Regions from separate parts of the Homo sapiens genome. Here region 1 is linked to region 2. The links are chromatin loops, found by intact Hi-C in ENCODE. Cell type or tissue: dorsolateral prefrontal cortex. All regions are shown on one strand. Each heading gives the region's core, and the rest is flanking DNA. Links, peaks and the distances in the headings are about the cores only.

Region 1 (9,879 bases), core at 5,612-9,611, 120 kb after region 2:
GGGTTCAACTAGCAGGGTTTGAATTCCAGCTCACTGTTTAGTAGCCATGTGACCATGGGCAAGTGACTTTGTGTGGCAAATTGTAATTTATTCCTTCATTTTTTCCTTCCTTCCTTCTTTCCTTCCTTCCTCCCTCTTCTCTCCCTCCCTCCCTTCCTTACTTCCCTCCTTCCTGTCTTCCTGTCTTCTTGCCTTCTTCTTTTCTTCCTTCCTTCCTTCTTTCCTTCCCTCCTTTCTTTTCTCTCTCTCTTTCTTTTCTTTCTTTCCTTCTTTTTTTTGAGACAGAGTCTCACTCTGTTGCCCAGGCTGAAGTGCAATGGCACGATCTCAGCTCACTTCAACCTCTGCCTCCCAGGTTCAAGTGATTCTCCTGCCTCAGCCTCCTGAGTAGCTGGGATTACAGTTGCGTGCCACCATACCCAGCTAATTTTTTGTGCCTTTAGTAGAGACGGGGTTTCACCATGTTGGCCAGGCTGGTATTGAACTCCTGACCTCGTGATCCACCCGCCTCAGCCTCTCAAAGTGCTGGGATTACAGGTGTGAGCCACCGTGCCCAGTACATTCCCCTCCCCTCCCCTTACTTCCCCTCCCCTCCCCTTCCGTTCCCTTCCCTTTCTTTTCTCCCACAGTGTCTCACTCTGTCACTCAGGCTGTCGTGCAGTGGTGCAATTACAGCTCAGCTCACTGCAGCCTTGACCTCCTTGGCCTGCTGAGTAGCTGGGGTTACAGTTGTGCACCACCACAGCGAGTTATTATTATTATTATTATTATTATGTATTTTTTGTAGAGACAGGGTTTTGCCATGTTGCCCAAGCTGGATTCAAACTCCTGGACTCAAGTAATCTGCCCGCCTTGGCCTCCCAAAATTTTGGGATTACAGGAGTGAGCCACCGCACCTGGCCAAAAATTTGTAATTTCTAAAGATGGCCATGGCTCTATTACTCACCCTACGTGCTCTTCTAGAATCTTGCCACTCTACCATCAAGAGCTGGAGTGTGGGTTGGGCATGGTGGAACATGCCTGTAATCCCAGCATTTTGGGAGGCCAAGGCGGGTGGATCACCTGAGGCCAGGAGTTTGAGACCAGCCTGGTCAACATGGTGAAACCCCATCTCTACTAAAAATACAAAAATTAGCTGGGTGTGGTGGTGGGTGCCTGTAATCCCAGCTACTCAGGAGGCTGAGGCAAGATAATTGCTTGAGCCCAGGAGGCGGAGATTGCAGTGAACCAAGATCATGCCATTGTACTCCAGCCTGGGCGACAAGGGTGAAACTCTAACAAAACAAAACAAAACAAAATAAAAGAGCTGGAGGATGGACCAAGTGTGGTGGCTCATGCCTGTAATCCCAGCACTTTGGGAGGCTGAGGCAGGAGACTAGCCTGGGTGACAAAGTGAGACCCTATCTCTAATGTCTACTAACAATACAAAAAAATTAACCAGCTGTGGTGGCATGTGCCTGTAGTCCTAGTGACTCTGGAGGCTGAGGTGGGAGGATTGCTTGAGCCCAGGAGTTTGAGGTTTCAATGAACCATGATCACACCACTGCACTCTACCCTGGGTGACAGAGTGAGATCCTGTCTCAAAAAGAAAAGAGCTGGAGTCTGTACTTCATCCCCTTGAATCTGAACAAGGCTTAGTGACTGCCTTGTTGGTGAGTCCTGAATAAGTGACACTGTATGACTTCTGAAGTTAGGTCATAAAAATGCAATCCGTTTTTTTTTGCATTTACTTCTGTCCTGCTCTCTTGGGGTGTTTGCTCTGGGGGAACCTGGCAGCCATGTTGTGAGGAAGCCCAAGGGGACTATGGAGAGACACTAAGGTCTTTGTTCTCCTTACTCCTGCTGAGCCCCCAGCTGATAATTGGCACCACCTGGCCAGTCTGTTGTGAGCCACCTTGGAAGTAGATCCCTCTACCTCTGGCTAAGATGCTCTGGCTGATGTCATAGGGAGCCTAAATGAACTGCCTCGCCAATCCTTGCTCAGATTACAGATTTGGGAGCAAAATAAATACCTGTTTTTGTCTTAAGCCACTAAGTTTTGGGGGATTGTTACACAGCAAAAGCTAACTGATAATGCTCTTCTCTCTCTAAACCTTGGCTTGGAAGGGGATAGAAGCTTAGGCCTTCCAGGGTTGGTGTGAGGCTTGCATGAAATGAGGCATGAGTCATGCACACAGAAAAGTTTCATGTGGGTGAGCTGTGTTGTTACTCTGGCAAGATTGCCACTTGGGTGCCAGCTCAGGCTGCCATCTTCCTGGCACCCTTCCCTAGAGATTCCCCTTCCTGCCTTCCATATTTGCAAGGTGCTGCACAGAGAACAGCAGTACCTCTGCCACCAAGCACCCACTCTGTGCTCCTGAGATCTCCTCAGATCCTCACGAACAATTCTGAGGTGGGTGTGTCAGAGACGTGTGAACCAGAACAACTCCATCTTGAATAGGAGCTGGGTAAAATGAGGCTGAGACCTGAGACCTACTGGGCTGCATTCCCAGATGGTTAAGGCATTCTAACTCACAGGATGAGATCGGCATAAGATACAGGTCATAAAGACCTTGCTGATAAAATAGGTTGCAGTAGGCCGGGTGCGGTGGCTCATGCCTATAATCCCGGCACTTTGGGAGGCCGAGGCGGGTGGATCGCGAGGTCAGGAGATCAAGACTATCCTGGCTAACACGGTGAAACCCCGTCTCTACTAAAAATAGAAAAAATTAGCTGGATGTGGTGGTGGGCGCCTGTAGTCTTAGCTACTCGGGAGGCTGAGGCAGGAGAATGGCGTGAACCCGGGAGGTGGAGCCTGCAGTGAGCCGAGATCATGCCACTGCACTCCAGCCTGGGCGACAGAGTGAGACTCTGTCTCAAAAACGACAACAACAACAAAGCAAAACAAAACAAAACAAACAAACAAACAAACAAAAAACAGGTTGCAGTAAGGAAGCTGGTCAAAACCCACCAAAACCAAGATGATGATGAGTGACCTCTGGTTGTCCTCACTGCTACACTCCCACCAGCGCCATGACAGTTTACAGATGCCACGGCAATGTCAGGAAGTCACCCTACATGTTCTAAAAAGGGGAGGCATGAATAATCCACCCCTTGTCTAGCATATCATCAAGAAAAAACCATAAAAATGGGCAACCAGTGGCTCTCATCTGTGGAGTAGCCATTCTTTGTTTTTTTTTTTTTTTTTTTTTTTTTTGATACGGAGTCTCGCTCTGTCACCCAGGCTGGAGTGCAGTGGCGCCATCTCAGCTGACTGCAACCTCTGCCTCCCAGGTTCAAGTGATTCTCCTGCCTCAGCCTCCCAAGTAGCCGGAACTATAGGCGCCTGCCACCACGCCCAGGTAATTTTTGCATTTTTAGTAGAGTTGGGGTTTCACCATGTTGGTCAGGCTGGTCTCTCCTGGCCTCAGGTGATCCACCCACCTCAGACTCCCAAAGTGTTGGGATTACAGGCATGAGCCACTGCACCTGGCTCCTTTATTTATTTATTTAATTATTATTATTTTTTGAGACGGAGTGTCACTCTGTTGCCAGGCTGGTGTGCAGTGGCGTTATCTTGGCTCACTGCAACCTCTGCCTCCCAGGTTCAAGCGATTCTCCTGCCTCAGCCTCCGGAGTACCTGGGACTACAGGCGCCCACCACCACGCCCTGCGAATTTTTTTATTTTTAGTAGAGATGGGATTTCGCCATGTTGACCAGGCTGGTCTCTCCTGGCCTCAGGTGATCCACCTGCCTCAGCCTCCCAATGTTGGGATTACAGGTGTGAGCCACCGTGCCCTACCCCTTTACTTTCTTAATAAACGTGCTTTTACTTTATGGACTTGCCCTGAATTCTTTCTTGAGATCCAAGAACCCTCTCTTGGGGTCTGGATTGGGACCCCATTCCTATAACAGTTGTGGGGGGATCCTGGGGGAAAACATACGATCCCATTTTACAGGTGGGAAGACCGAGGCTGAGAGAAGGCAAATGGCTTAGTCAAAACCTCAGGGTTAGTGGGTGGCCTAGCCTGGCCCGTCTGATCCCTCCCCAGCACGCCCCCCATCCAGAGATGAGATGTCATCGGTACCCTCCTCCATCCTGTAGAGAAAAGCCCGCACTTGCTGTAAGAGAGGAAAGAGGGATTCGGCAGAAACATCCATGACAACAATTAATTTATTTATTGAGGGTGAGGCAGGGAAGCGGGGAGGGAGGGTAGGGGTGACCTCTCTTCCTCACAGGCACCAGGCCTTGTTTCTCTCCCAGATAAGCTAAGGTCGGCAGGGGCTGAGGGGAGTGAGGCAGGGAGGATGCATGGGGCCTGTGGGAATCAGAGAGAAGCTGGGGTCAGAGGTAGGAGCTGACGCTGTGGGGGGTGGGGGGTGAAAGGTGAGGCAAGGTCAAAGGTGAACTGCAGCTCGGAGGGAGGGGTCCAATATAAACCAGGACTTGCAGGTGTAGAAGTAAAATGGGACTCATAGAGGGTGAAAGAGAAGTTGGAGTCAGAGGGGATTCAGAGATCAAAGAGAAGTTGGGGTCAGAGGTAGGAGCTGGGGCTCAGGTGGGGGGTTAAAGGTGAGGCAAGGTCAGCGGTGAAGTGCAGCTCAGAGGGAGGGGTCAAACATAAACCAGAACTTATAGGTCTAGAGGTAAAATGGGATTCATGGGGGGCAGAGGTCAAAGGTGAAGCAGAAGTCAGGGGTGAAGGAAGGTCTGCAAAGTTAAAGGTGCGGTTTCCAGAGTCAGAAGGGGTGAAGCGGGGCTCCTCCTGGGAATGTCAAGGTTGGAAGAGCTCAAGGGGGTTAAAGATAAATTAGGGCTCAAAGGGGAGCCAGGGTCGGAGATGAAGTAGCCAGAGGTAAAGCGAGCTCCAAAGGTATTGTTAGGGTCAGCGGGGAGTCAGCCTTGGAGGGAAAGCGGGGCTCTAGGGTTCAGAGATGGGGGGCCTAGCGGATCAAAGGTCAGAAGCCTCGAGGGGACAGGTGGGAAGCGATGGGAGCAGCCTAGGCCACCTCCTCCTCCGCCTCCTCCTCGAACTCGCCCTCCTCGGCCGTGGCGTCCTGGTACTGCTGGTACTCAGATACCAGGTCATTCATGTTGCTCTCGGCCTCGGTGAACTCCATCTCGTCCATGCCCTCGCCCGTGTACCAGTGCAAGAAGGCCTTGCGCCGGAACATGGCCGTGAACTGCTCGGAGATGCGCTTGAACAGCTCCTGGATGGCCGTGCTGTTGCCGATGAAGGTCGCGGCCATCTTCAGGCCGCGGGGCGGGATGTCGCACACGGCCGTCTTCACGTTGTTGGGGATCCACTCCACGAAGTAGCTGCTGTTCTTGCTCTGCACGCTCAGCATCTGCTCGTCCACCTCCTTCATGGACATGCGGCCCCGGAACACGGCGGCCACGGTCAGGTAGCGGCCGTGGCGCGGGTCGCACGCCGCCATCATGTTCTTGGCATCGAACATCTGCTGGGTGAGCTCGGGCACCGTCAGGGCCCGGTACTGCTGGCTGCCCCGGCTGGTCAGGGGTGCGAAGCCGGGCATGAAGAAGTGCAGGCGAGGAAAGGGAACCATGTTGACGGCCAGCTTGCGCAGGTCGGCGTTCAGCTGGCCCGGGAAGCGCAGGCAGGTGGTGACCCCGCTCATGGTGGCCGACACCAGGTGGTTGAGGTCCCCGTAGGTGGGGGTGGTCAGCTTGAGGGTGCGGAAACAGATGTCGTAGAGTGCCTCGTTGTCGATGCAGTAGGTCTCATCCGTATTCTCCACCAGCTGGTGCACAGACAGCGTGGCGTTGTAGGGCTCCACCACCGTGTCTGACACTTTGGGCGAGGGCACCACGCTGAAGGTGTTCATGATGCGGTCTGGGAACTCCTCGCGGATCTTACTGATGAGCAGCGTGCCCATTCCGGACCCCGTGCCACCCCCCAGCGAGTGGGTCAGCTGGAAGCCCTGAAGGCAGTCGCAGCTCTCGGCCTCCTTCCGGACTACGTCCAGGACAGCGTCCACCAGCTCTGCGCCCTCCGTGTAGTGCCCCTTTGCCCAGTTGTTGCCGGCTCCGGATTGGCCTAGAGAGGGAAGGGGAGGGGACACACATGCAGTTATGGGGAGCCCCAACCCTTGACTCTGTCTCTCCACCACCTGGAGGGCCTCTAGTAGTTGAATACTAGTAACTATCAAAAATAATAACAAATAGCCGGGTGCGGTGGCTCACACCTGTAATCCCAGCACTTTGGGAGGCCGAGGTGGGCGGATCACGAGGTCAGGAGATCGAGACCATCCTGGCTAACACGGTGAAACCCCGTCTCTACTAAAATTACAAAAAAAATTAGCCGGGAGTGGTGGCGGGCGCCTGTAGTCCTAGCTACTCGGGAGGCTGAGGCAGGAGAATGGCGTGAACCCAGGAGGCGGAACTTGCAGTGAGCCGACATTGTGCCACTGCACTGCAGCCTGGGCAACAGAGCGAGACTCCGTCTCAAAATAATAATAATAATAATAATAATAAATAATAACAATTATAGCCAGGTGTGCTGGTGAGCGATCGTAGTCCCTGGCTACTCGGGAGGCTGAGGCAAGAGAATTGCTTGAACCTGGGAGGAGGAGGCTGCAGGTAGCCAAGATTGAGCCACTGCATTCCAGCCTGGGTGACGGAGTGAGACTCCATCTCAAAAACACACATACACACAAAACACTCCCCCGCCCCCTGCCTAAAAAAAAACCAAGACTGGGCACAGTGGCTCATGCCTGTAATCCTAACACTTTGGGAGGCAGAGGTGGGAGGATTGCTTGAGCCCAGCAGTTCAAGACTAGCCTGGGCAACCTAGTGAGGCCATGTCTCTACAAAAAAAAAAAAAAAAAAAAAAAAAAAAAAATATATATATATATATATATATATATATATATATATATATAAATTAGCCAGTCATGGTGGTGGCACACCTGTAGTACCAGTTACTAGGGGGGCTCAGGTGGGAGATTGCTTGAGCCCAGGAGTTGGAGGCTGCAGTGAGCTATGATCACACCATTGCAGCCTGGGAGACAGAGCAAGACCCTGTCTCTAAAACAAATAAATAATAACAATAAAAAGATTAATATTTAACATCATTATTAATAATAATATCATTTTCAGGCAGGGTCTTGGTATGTTGCCCAGGCTGGAGTACAGAGGTGCAATCATGGCTCACTGCAGCCTTGACTTCCCAGGTTCAAGTGATCCTCCTGCCCCAGCCTTTTGAGTAGCTGGGACTACAGGCTTATGCTACCAGATCTGGCTAATTTTTGTATCTTTTTTTTGTAGAGGTGGGGTTTCGACATGTTGCCCAGGCTGTTCTTGAACTCCTGAGCTGGAGCAATCCACCTGCCATGGCCTCCTAAAGTGCTGGGATTACAGGCGTGAGCCACCATGCTTGGCCTGTGTTTTCTTGTTAATCATGTTTATTGTCTGCAAGCTCACTGTGGAATGCAAGCTCCCGGAGGAAAAGAATCAGTATTAGAATATTGGCCAGGCGCAGTGGCTCATGCCTGTAATCCAGCACTTAGGGAGGCCGAGGCGGGCAGATTGCGAGGTTAGGAGATCGAGACCATCCTGGCTAACACAGTGAAACCCTGTCTCTACTGAAAATACAAAAAATTAGCCGGGCGAGGTGGCGGGCGCCTGTAGTCCCAGCTACTCGGGAGGCTGAGCCTGCAGTGAGCCGAGATCGTGCCACTGCACTCCAGCCTGGGCGACAGCAAGACTCCGTCTCAAAAAAAAAAAAAAAAAAAAAGAAGAATATTGGCCAGGCGTGGTGGCTCACGCTTGTAAACCCAGCACTTTGGGAGGCCGAGGCGGGCGGATAGCGAGGTCAGGAGATCAAGACTATCCCGGCTAACACGGTGAAACCCCGTCTCTACTAAAAATAGAAAAAATTAGCTGGATGTGGTGGTGGGTGCCTGTAGTCTCAGCTACTCGGGAGGCTGAGGCAGGAGAATGGCGTGAACCCAGGAGGTGGAGCTTGCAGTGAGCCGAGATCGCGCCACTGCACTCCAGCCTGGGCGACAGAGTGAGACTTTGTCTCAAAAAAAAAAAAAATGGAATAAAAAAAAGAATATTGGCCGGTATTACTGTGAACAGCTAACGTTTTCTTTCACCCCTCATCTGTCTCCACCTTAGTTCAGCTCCAGCATCACCCTCCTGGATAAGTTCAATTCCCTCTGTCCTGGTCCCCTGGCTCCTACCCTTATCACCCAGTCTGTCCTCTCCACAGTACCCACGAGAGGACACCTGAGAGCAAGTAAGTCAGGTCCCGTCCCTCCTCTGCCTACAGCCCTCCATGGCTCCCACCTACCTTGGGGTCAAAGCCCAAATCCTCCCTGCAGGCCACAAGGCCCTGCCGGACCTGCCCCATCCCCTCCCTCACTCTGCTTCAGCCGCAGCTGTTACTCCAGCTTTCCAGGTGTGGTCCTGCCCTGGGGCCTTTGCACTAGTGGCTTGGCTGCTTAGAATGCTTTCCCCCCAGGTATTCACCTGACTTTTTCCTCACTTCCTTCAGGTCTCAGCTCAATGCCACATCCTCAGAGAAGCCACCTCTGGTCACCCCCTCCCTCCTCCTCCCGAGCCTGGTGGTTTAGACTGCAGATTCTCGGGACTGACAAGACAAACTGTGTGACCTTGGACAAGTGACTTCCCCTTTCTGATCTGTTGGAAGATTTCAAAACATAATGATGCAGTTTTGTGGCCGTGGCCCATCATAGGTCCTTGGGAAATGGCTGGGTGAAATCAAGATGAAATGAGATTGGCCAAATGGTGTGAGTGATTTCAGGAGGACCAGAGGGCTTACAGTTGGGCCAAGAGATTCTATGGCCTCTGGGTGGCCAGGGGGTGGGAGGAGCATTAAAAGTGTGGGCTCAGACCAGGCGCGGTTGCTCATGCCTGTAATCCCAGCACTTTGGGAAGCAGAGGCAGGCAGATCACCTGAGAGGTCAGGAATAGGAGACCAGCCTGGCCAACATGGCGAAACCCCGTCACTATTAAAAATACAAAAAATTAGCTAGGTGTGGTGATGCATGCCTGTAGTCCCAGCTACTCGTGAGGCAGGAGAATCGCTTGAATCTGGGAGGTGGAGGTTGCGTCACTGCACTCCAGCCTGGGCAACGGAGACTCCGTCTCAAAAAAAAAAAAAAGCGTGGACCTAGTAGTCAGACCCTCTCCTCTGGCTCCTGACAGCCCCAGTGGCTTGCAGTGTGACTTTCTGCAAGTGACCTAACGTCTCTGTGCCTCTGTTTTCTCACCTGTAAAATGGAAGTAAGAGGCGAGTTGCGGAAAAGATTCAGAGAGGCAGGACAGGTCCTGCATTTAGCACGTCTTACATGCTGGGAGTATTGGAGGCGGGTGGAGCCAGGGTGGGGACATGCAGCCAGCTGGAGCCAGGAAAGCTTTCCCGGAAGGATTGTCCCAGGGTGTGGACACCCCACTATCTTCACATATGCTGTTGCCTCCGTCTTAAACATCTTTCCTCCCTTCCATGCCCTTTGGCCAGTCCAAATCCTACTCACATTCTAGACTGCAGATAGTAATGAAAACAACGACAAATGCTTATTTACCTCTTTCTCTGTGTCAGGCATTGTTCTAAACTCTACACATATTCATGACTTTAAGCTTCACAATTTTTTTTTTTTTTTGGAGACGAAGTTTCACTCTTGTTGCCCACGCTGGGGTGCAGTGTCATGATCTTGGCTCACCACAACCTCTGCCGTTCAAGCAATTCTCTTGCCTCAGCCTCCCGAGTAGCTGGGATTACAGGCATGTGCCACCATGCCTGGCTAATTTTTTATTTTTAGTAGAGATGGGGTTTCTCCATGTTAGTCAGGCTGGTCTCAAACTCCCGACCTCAGGTGATCCACCCGCCTCGGCCTCCCAAAGTGCTGGG
Region 2 (8,934 bases), core at 34-4,033:
AGCATGTCAGAGCCCCCGGGGCGATGGAGGCTGTCCAGGTCATGGTAACGTCTAGCACGATGCAGACAGATAAGGGCTCTCGAGGCTTCCATACCCAGCCCCGTGTGAGCCCAGTCCCCTCACCGGTACAGGGGAGCTCCTCAGAACCCCTCCTACTCGGCTTGGTGAGGAAAGAGATGGGCACTTAGAGTGTAAGGCAGTGCCCGTAGCTTCGAATGCAAAAACAAGCAAACAGCTTGTGATTGTCCGAAGGGGTGCTTGACTCTAAGCACCCACAAGATTGGGGAAAATCAGAAAACCCTCACACACAACCCGTGTGACCCAGGTGCACCCTGTGCTGTTGGTGGGGGTGTAAATTGCTAGCAGCTCTTTGGATGAGCAGCTGCTACTGGGGAATTGTAAATTACACCCTCTGCCCCAGGAGCCCTGTTTGCGGGGTTCCTCCCACACAGGCAAGTGAAACAGCCAGCACAGGGACATCTGATGCCTTCTTCATATTAGGAAAGTCTGGAAGTGGCCTCAACTCCATCCGTGAGGGATTGCTTCGATGATTATGTTGTGGTTTTTCTTACTGAAGTGCTTATTGAGATGATAATTTTCCGATGGAAAGAAAAGCCTGGGCTTGGCGTGGTGGCTCATGCCTCGGGAGGCTGAGGCGGGTGGATTACCTGAGGTCAGGAGTTTGAGACCAGCTTGACCAACATGGTGAAATCCATCTCTATTAAAAATACAAAAATTAGCTGGGCATGGTGGTGGGCGCCTGTAATCCCAGCTACTCGGGAGGCTGAGGCAGGAGAATTGCTTGAACCTGAGAGGTGGAGGTTGCAGTGAGCTGAGATTGTGCCATTGCACTCAAACCTGGGCGACAGAGCGATACTGTCTCAAAAAAGCCTGGCGGGGCCCAGTGGCTCATGCCTATAATCCCAGCACTTTGGGAGGGTGAGGTGGGAGGATCACTTGAGGTCGGGAGTTTGAGACCAGCCAGGCCAACATGGTGAATCCCTGTCTCTAACGAAAATACAAAAATTAGGCGAGGCACAGTGGCTCACGCCTGTAATCCCAGCACTTTGGGAGGCCGAGGTGGGCAGATCACCTGAGGTCAGTTCAAGACCAGCCTGGTCAACATGGTGAAACTCCGTCTCTATTAAAAAATTAGCTGGGTGTAGTCCCAGCTACTCGGGAGGCTGAGGCAGGAGAATCGCTTGGAACCCAGGAGGCAGAGGCTGCAGTGAGCCAAGATTGCACCACTGCACTCCAGCCTGGGCAGCAGCATGAAACTCCGTCTCAGAAACCCAAAAAACAAATTAGCTGGACCGTGGTGGGGCGTGCCTGTCATCCCAGCTACTCAGGAGACTGAGGTAGAATTGCTTGAACCCAGGAGGCGGAGGCTGCAGTGAGCGGAGATCATGTCACTGCACTCCAGCCTGGGCGACAGAGCGAGACCCCATCTCAAAAAAAAAAAAAAAAAAGCCTGAAGTCACCCAGAATTAAGCAACGGTCCTGGTATTTGAACCCAGGTCCTCCGTGAATGCAAAACCCCTGCTCCTCACCACAGGGCCTCACCACCCAGCCTCCTTACATGAAGGCCCAGGCAGTGGGGGTGGCTGGGGCGAAACTGCTGAGGCAGCGGCTCCCTCCAGAGCTGCCTCCCTGCTGCCCAAGAAGGCCTGGTGGGAGAAGGGGGAGGGAGGTTGGCCTGAACTGGGACATTCCGAGGAATTAGCCAGACATCTCAGGCATTCCTGCTCGGCAGCCAAGGGCTGCAGAACTGGGTGGGGAAGACTTCCACCTGCAAGTTTCCAACCACCGGCAAGACAGAAGGGATTGCCCGGAAGATGGGTTCAAAAGTAGTGGCTGCAGGCAAATTCCATTTCCAGCCATATTAATGTTTCCAGCCACATTTTCCAGTTCCATTTCCAGGAACTGGAAAAGCCCTCCCTTACAGAATGCCTGGCAACGCCAGATCAAATATATGCATGACCGAGCTTGTAAGAAGGGAGAAGCCCCCCGAAACATCACCGGGAACCTCAAACATAGGGACCCACAATCGGGGCAGTGGGGGGGGTTGGCTTTGGTGGCCACCTGCAAGCTGAGAACCACACACAAAATGGGCTGGGGCTGGCGCTCCTGGGTAGCTAGCGAAAGCCAAGGCTGAACCATCTGGAAGGACTGCCTGCAAAGTAGGCCACCCCGGATTCCCACAGAGCCCCCAGCTGGCCATGAGCATCCAATCCCAAATCACAAGAAAATCTATCACTAAGGGGAGTCAGAAGAAACAAAAGGATGCCCGGGAACTTCAGCTTCTAGGATTGTCAGACCTCAGTCAGGATGAGTAAAATAAAAACATCAGCCAGGCGTGGGTGGGTGCAGTGGCTCACGCCTGTAATCCCAGTACTTTGGGAGGACGAGGCAGGCAGATCACCTATGGCCAGGAGTTCGAGACCAGCCTGGCCAACATGCTGAAACACCGTCTCTACTAAAAATACAAAAATTAGCCAGGCGCGGTGGCGGGCGCCCGTAATCCCAGCTACTCGGGAGGCTGAGGCAGGAGAACTGCTTGAGCCCAGGAACCAGAGGTCGCAGTAAGCCGAGATTGTACCACTGCACTCTAGCCTGGGCAACAAGAGTGAAACTCTGTCTCAAACAAAAACAAAAACAAAACACATTAGCCAGGCATTTAATGGTACACGCCTGTGGTCCCAGCTACTCAGGAGGCTGAGGTGGGAGGATTGCTTGAGCCCATGAGTTCAAGACTGACCTGGGCAATACAGTGAGACCTCACCTCTACAAAAAATTAAAAAATTAGCTGGGCGTGGTGGTGTGCACTACTTGAAAGGTTAAGGTGGGAGGATCGCTTCAGCCCAAGAGGTGGAGGTTGCAGGGAGCCAAGACGGTGGACACTGCAATCCAGCCTGGTGAACAGAGCAAGACCCTGTCTCAAAACCTAAAATATAAATAAAAATAAAACCATGAAAGATGGGACCAAAACATAAGGAATAAGACATTATCCAAACAGAGTAGCAGATCTAAAAAGGAAACAAAGAAATCTGAGCAATTTATTATTATTTTTTATTTATTGAGACAGAGTCTCACTGTCACCCAGGCTGGAGTGCAGTGGCGTGGTGTCAGCTCACAGCAACCTCCACCTCCCAGGTTCAAGTGAATCTCGTGCCTCAGCCTACGGAACAGCTGGGACAACAGGCTCCCGCCACCATGCCTGGCTACTTTTTTTTTTTTTTTGTGCCAGGATTTCATTCTGTCACCCAGGCTGGAATGCAGTGGCACCATCATAGTTCACTGCAGCCTTGAACTGGGCTTAGCCTCCCAAGTAGCTGGGACTGCAGGCGCTCACCATCATGCCCAGCCAAAACTGAAGACTTACTGGGCTATGTGGTGGATAAGTCACAGCTGAAGAGAGACTTAGGGAAGTGGAAGGGAGAACTGTAGAAGTTACCCAGTGGGCAGCACAGGCCCTTGGTCAGTGTGAGGGAGGCCGAGCCAGGAGGAGGAGGACAATAAGAAGGCCTAACAGGCATCTGAAGATTCCAGAAGGAAGGGCCAGAGGAGGAGATGGCTTAACTTTTCCAGAATTGCTAACTACGGGGCCCTGGGAGTCAGGGAGCAAGCAGGATGTCGAAGGGTCACTGAGAGCCTGAAGTTCTGGAGGGCAGAGCCATGTATTGGACAGAGCCTCACTCTAGGATGGCGAAGGGGCAGTGAGAGCCTTAAGTTCTGGGGGGCAGAGCCATGTATTGGACCAAGCCTCACTCCTTGAGGGAGAAGTGCATTTTGTCGTTGATCATCTTGCGCTCGGGGTTGAGTCGCTTGAGGATCTGGGCCAACACGTTCACTGTCTGCTCGCTGCTCAGCCCTGTCTTCTTGGTCTGGAACTTTTTCAGCAGGTCCTTAGTGGTCATGGGCTTCCGTGTCAGGTAGCGGCGCACGGCATCCTCAGTCACCTGCACGTCGCTGAGGATGGGAGGACGGGGAAGGTGGCATCAGTGAGATTGTCCCCAGTAGCCCTTGCCCTGCCCCCTGCTGTCCTCGTCAACTTACCCGCTGTTGGGTGTTGTCTTGCCTGATGGTGGCTGGGGTGTCGACTTCCCAGACAGGCTCTGGGGTCCCGTGTCCAGCCGCAACCGCTTGGCTGCAGGCATCTCGCTCACCCGCTTCCCTGTGGGAGTGGGGTCAGGGCTGAGTCTTGCAGGCAGGAGGCAGAACCCCTGGGCAGGACCCCAGGCTGGGCAGTGCCAGGATTAGGGTTCAAGGGGATCAGGGAGAGACAGGCCTCCACCCGCATCTCCATCCCCTCTCTGTCCTGAGCCCCAACAGAGGTCAGGAGGCTGTGGCTGTGGCTGTGGGGAGCGGGGAGGCCACGGGCACTCACCTTGCTCGAGTTTGCTGGCAGCCGCCCGCAGGGTGGAGGAGGTGCTGCCACCCTCTGCGCTGGGCGTGCCTGGGCGGCTGTTGCCCCTTGAGCTCCCTCCCGACGGCTTCCGCTCTCTCTTGGGTGGCGTCTTCTTCTTCTGCAGAGGTCAGGGTTGGGAGGTGGGTGAGTCTGCAAACAGACGCCCAGGCCTCCCCCGCCACCGGGCTGGGCCTTACCGCCATGAAGAGGGCTGAGGAGGCCTCGCTGTCAATGTCGCTCTCCTCTGAGCTGTCCGACTCCTCGCTGCTGTCTGCGGGGCACAGGAAAGGGGTCAGGGCCAGAGCAACCCCGGGACCCGGTGCCCACTGGTGCCTCCACTGCAGATGAGGGAGGCCTGCAGGGGAGAGGGGAGGAGGTGGCAGGGCGCCAGGGCCCGACCCAAGCCTCCAATATGGGGGCCACATGCGCCGCACCTTTCCTGCGCTTCTTCTCCTGCGGGGTGGGTGCCTTCTTCTCCTCCTCCTCCTCCTTGTCCTCCTCAGGCGGCTTCTCCTCCTCACTCTCCTCACTACTGTCGCTCTGCTCATCGACACCTGGGAGGGGCAGGGTATGAGCAAGAGCAGGGAAGCACCGCCCCCATCTCCCCGGCCCGCCCAGCCATCGCCTACCCTTGGGCCCCTCCTCCTGCTGCGGCGCCTTGGCCTTGCTCTCAGGCTCTTCTTGGGAGCTACTGTAAGACGGGGATGGCAAAGGATGAGCGCGCGCTCGCGAGGCTGCATGGGGTCTCGCAGGCGCCTCCCGTCGGCCTCACCTGGAGCCGTCTGACATGTAGTCCACCTCTTGGCCCTCGAAGTCCCCATCATCGCTGTCCTCGAAGGCCTCGTCGTCTGAACCCTTCTTCTTCTTCTTTTTCCTGCCGCCCTTGGCCAGCGGCGCCTTCTTCTTGGCCTTGGGGACTCTGCCCCCTGGGAAGGGAGGAAAGGAAGGAAAGGAGGGAAAGTGAGGAGGAAGGCAGTGGGTATTTATTGTGTTTTTCACATTTTGTGCAGTTTTGACATCCTGGGGGGCCTCACTGACTGGGGAGACTACACCTCCAGGGCCAGCCCAGGAGCTCAGCTCTCCTAAACAAACTCCCGGCAGACCCCACACCCCCACCCACCTTCTCTAGCGCTCACAGACCACTCCCCCTCTCCCAGACCACCCGGGCGAGGCACCTGATAACCAGGGACACAGCCCCTACAGCCCGGAGCGCACAGGAGTTATTGAAACTGGTCAACCTAGAGTTGCAGTTTCTCATAGGAACCCCCGTAAAGGCCACAGCCAGGCCAGGTGCAGTGGCTCATGCCTGTCATCCCAGCACTTTGGCAGGCTGAGGCGGGAGGATGGCTTGAGCCCAGGAGTTTCAGACCATCCTGGGCAACACAGTGAGTGAGACCCCAGTCTCTACAAAAAACACAAAAATTAGGCCGGGCGTGGTGGCTCACGCCTGTAATCCCAGCACTTTAGGAGGCCGAGACAGGCAGATTACCTGAGGTCGGGAGTTTGAGACCAGTCTGGCCAACATGGTGAAACCCCATCTCTACTAAAAATACAAAAATTAGCCAGCATGGTGGTGCATGCCTGTAGTCCCAGCTACTTGGGAGGCTGAGGCAGGAGAATCACTTGAACCTGGGAGGCAGAGGTTGCAGTGAGCCGAGATTGCGCCATTGCACTCCAGCCTGGGCAACAGAGCAAGACTCTGTCTCCAAAAAAAAAAAAAAAAATTAGCCGGGTGTGGTGGTGCACGCCTGTAGTCCCAGCTACTCAGGAGGCTGAGGTGGGAGGATCGTTTGACCCTCGGAGGTCAAGGCTGCAGTAAGCTGTGATTGTACCACTACACTCCAGCCCATGTGAGAGAGAGAGAGATCCTGTCTCAAAAAAAAAAAAAAAAAAAAGAAGGGCCATGGCTCAGCTCTCCCGGGCTCTGGCCTTGCCTCCTGACTGACATCACTGCTCCTCCAGGCGGCCTCGCCTGACTCTCATTCTTTTTTCTCTGAGACGGAGTCTCTCTCTGTTGCCCAGGCTGGAGTCCAGTGGCGTGATCTCGGCTCAACACAACCTCTATCTCACGGGTTCAAGCAATTCTCCTGCCTCAGTCTCCCGAGTAGCTGGCACTAGAGGCATGCACCACCATGCCCAGCTAATTTTTGTGTTTTCAGTAGAGACACGGTCTCACTGTGTTGGCCAGGCTGGTCTCAAACTCCTGATCTCAGGTGATCTGCCTGCCTCAGCCTCTCAAAGTGCTGGGATGACAGGCGTGAGCCACTGTGCCCGGCCCCACTTGCCTCTCATTCTAGGGCCACTGTGAGCGATGGTAGACTTTGCCTTCACTGGCACTGCCTGAGCAGGCACCTCTGTGACCTAATGCCCAGGCGCCCGTACTCACCCTCCTCACCACTGGCATCACTGGCATCGGACGACATCTCCAGGTCGTCCTCCAGGTCGTGGATGCGCAGCTCGCTCGCCTTCCTGCGGCCACGTTTCTCCTTCTCCTCCTCATCCTCGTCCTGGTCCTGATCCTTGAGCCGCCGCTGCTGCATGATGCTGAAGTGGTTCAGCACCTTGTTCCTCCTGCGGGCCAGGCACAGGGGGGCTCATGCCGGGCCTGGCACCACCCTGCATCTGTGCTTGCAGGGGGCGAGCCCCAGGGCACCACCCACATAGCCTTCAAGGTGATGTGGCCCCCGGGGACTTGGGCTGTGGCACAGGACTCCCTGAAACCACACGGATAGAGCCAGCCCTTCCTGCCTTCCCGTTCTGCCCCGAGTCCCTCAAAGAGCAGGTCCCCATGTGCTGCTGGAGTCTCAGCACCTCCCTCGGACTCAGAGTCTGGCCCCAATCCAGTCACACTGGTTTCTTGCTATTTTTTATTATTATTTTTTTATTTTCTGAGACAGAGTATCGCTCTGTCGCCCAGACTGGAGTGCAGTGATGTGATCTCGGCTCACTGCAACCTCCGCCTCCTGGCTTCAAGCAATTCTCCTGACTCAGCCTCCCAGATAGCCGGGGTTCCAGGCGCCTGCCACCACGCCCAGCTAATTTTTTTTTTTTTTTGTATTTTTAGTAGAGACAGGGTTTCACCATGTTGGACAGGCTGGTCTCGAACTCCTGACCTCATGATCCACCTTGGCCTCCCAAAGTGCTGGGATTACAGGTGTGAGCCACCGTGCCCAGCCAGATCTTTTGTTATCTTAATTTATAGATGTATTTTTCTTTAATGACAAAACATACTGTTTCCATTGGAACAATGTAACGTTGTCTCATTGCTCAGGGAAGCTTTAAAAAACAGGACTGCAGGCCAGGTTGGGCGCGGTGGCTCACGCCTGTAATCCCAGCACTTTGGGAGGCCGAGGCAAGTGGATCACCTGAGGTCAGGAGTTTGAGAACAGCCTGAACAACATGGTGAAACCTCATCCCTACAAAAAATTAAAAAATTAGCCGGGCGTGGTGGCATGTGCCTGTAGTCCTGACTACTCAGGAGGCTGAGGGAGGAGAATCAATTGAACCCAGGAGGCAGAGGTTGCAGTAAGCTAAGATTGCCCCACAGCACTCCAGCCTCGGTGACAGAGTAAGAATCTGTCTCCAAAAAAAAAAAAAGGACTGCATTTAATAGGAATGCATCTAACATGGGCAAGGCCCAGGCTGGTGTGAAAGATAATGAAACTGCTGCTTAACACTGTGAGTGGCTTTACCACACTGAGCCATGCACCAAAAAACAGTGACAGTTTGGTGCAGTGGCTCAAGCCTGTCATCCCAGCACTTTGGGAGGGGAGGCCGAGGCTGGAGGCTCGCTTGAACCCAGGAGTTTGAGACCAGCCTGAGCAACATGGCGAGACACCATCACCATTTGTTCTTTTCTTTTCTTTTCTTTTCTTTTGAGTTGGAGTCTTGATCTGTCACCGAGACTGGAGTGCAATGGTGTGATCTCGGCTCACCACAACCTCCACCTCCCGGGTTCAAGCAATTCTCCTGCCTCAGCCTCCCGAGTAGCTGGGATTACAGGTGCCCGCCACCATGCCTGGCTAATTTCTGTATTTTTAGTAGAGATGGCATTTCACCAAATTGGCCAGGCTGGTCTCTTGGCCAGGCTGGTCTCGAACTCTTGACCTTGCGATCCGCTCTCCACGTGCCCAGCCTGAACAGTTCTTAGCTAAGTAGATTTAACATCTGATCAAGAGATGGCATTCTGGCCGGGCACCATGGCTCACACCTGTAATCCCAGCATATTGGGATGCCAAAGCGGGCAGATCACTTGAGGCCAGGAGTTGGAGACCAGCCTGGGCAATATGCTGAAACCCCTTCTCTACTAAAAGTACAAAAATTAGCCAGGTGGGGAGGTGCACGTGTGTAGTCCCAGCTACTCGCAAGGCTGAGGCAGAATCGCTTAAACCCAGGAGGTCGAGGTTGCAATGAGCCAGTGAGCTGAGATGGTACCACTGCACTCCAGCCTGGGTGACAGTGAGACTGTCTCAAAAAAAAAAAAAAAAAAAAAAAAAAAGAGATGGCATTTCTCCTTTGGTTAACAT

Evidence for each region. Hi-C counts contacts between places; a loop is a spot of excess contacts. Peaks named below come from ENCODE experiments on the same cell type or tissue, not always from the same donor. Only the 100,000 strongest peaks of a DNase experiment are listed, where the experiment ranks them.
Region 1: a loop joins it to region 2, with 2.4 times the contacts of the local background. A loop is called at or near these places in 6 of 110 quality-filtered maps.

What each region holds. Positions count from the first base shown.
Region 1 is chr19:6,490,183-6,500,061 of GRCh38, forward strand. It overlaps TUBB4A (tubulin beta 4A class IVa), which reads right to left. Exons shown (of 4, transcript NM_006087.4): 4 at 4,137-6,039. The coding sequence ends at 4,982. Among named protein-coding and RNA genes, the nearest start is that of TUBB4A, 7.2 kb to the right of the region's middle. In dorsolateral prefrontal cortex, for the core only: no CTCF peak of the experiment used is centred there; no DNase peak of the experiment used is centred there; H3K4me3 peaks cover 3,850 bases; H3K27ac peaks cover 1,822 bases.
Region 2 is chr19:6,376,517-6,385,450 of GRCh38, forward strand. GTF2F1 (general transcription factor IIF subunit 1) reads right to left here. Exons shown (of 13, transcript NM_002096.3): 6 at 6,795-6,979; 7 at 5,181-5,334; 8 at 5,038-5,099; 9 at 4,843-4,962; 10 at 4,606-4,679; 11 at 4,388-4,526; 12 at 4,057-4,174; 13 at 3,056-3,969. The coding sequence ends at 3,765. Among named protein-coding and RNA genes, the nearest start is that of PSPN, 5.1 kb to the left of the region's middle. In dorsolateral prefrontal cortex, for the core only: no CTCF peak of the experiment used is centred there; a DNase peak (open chromatin) is centred at 2,113; H3K27ac peaks cover 1,159 bases.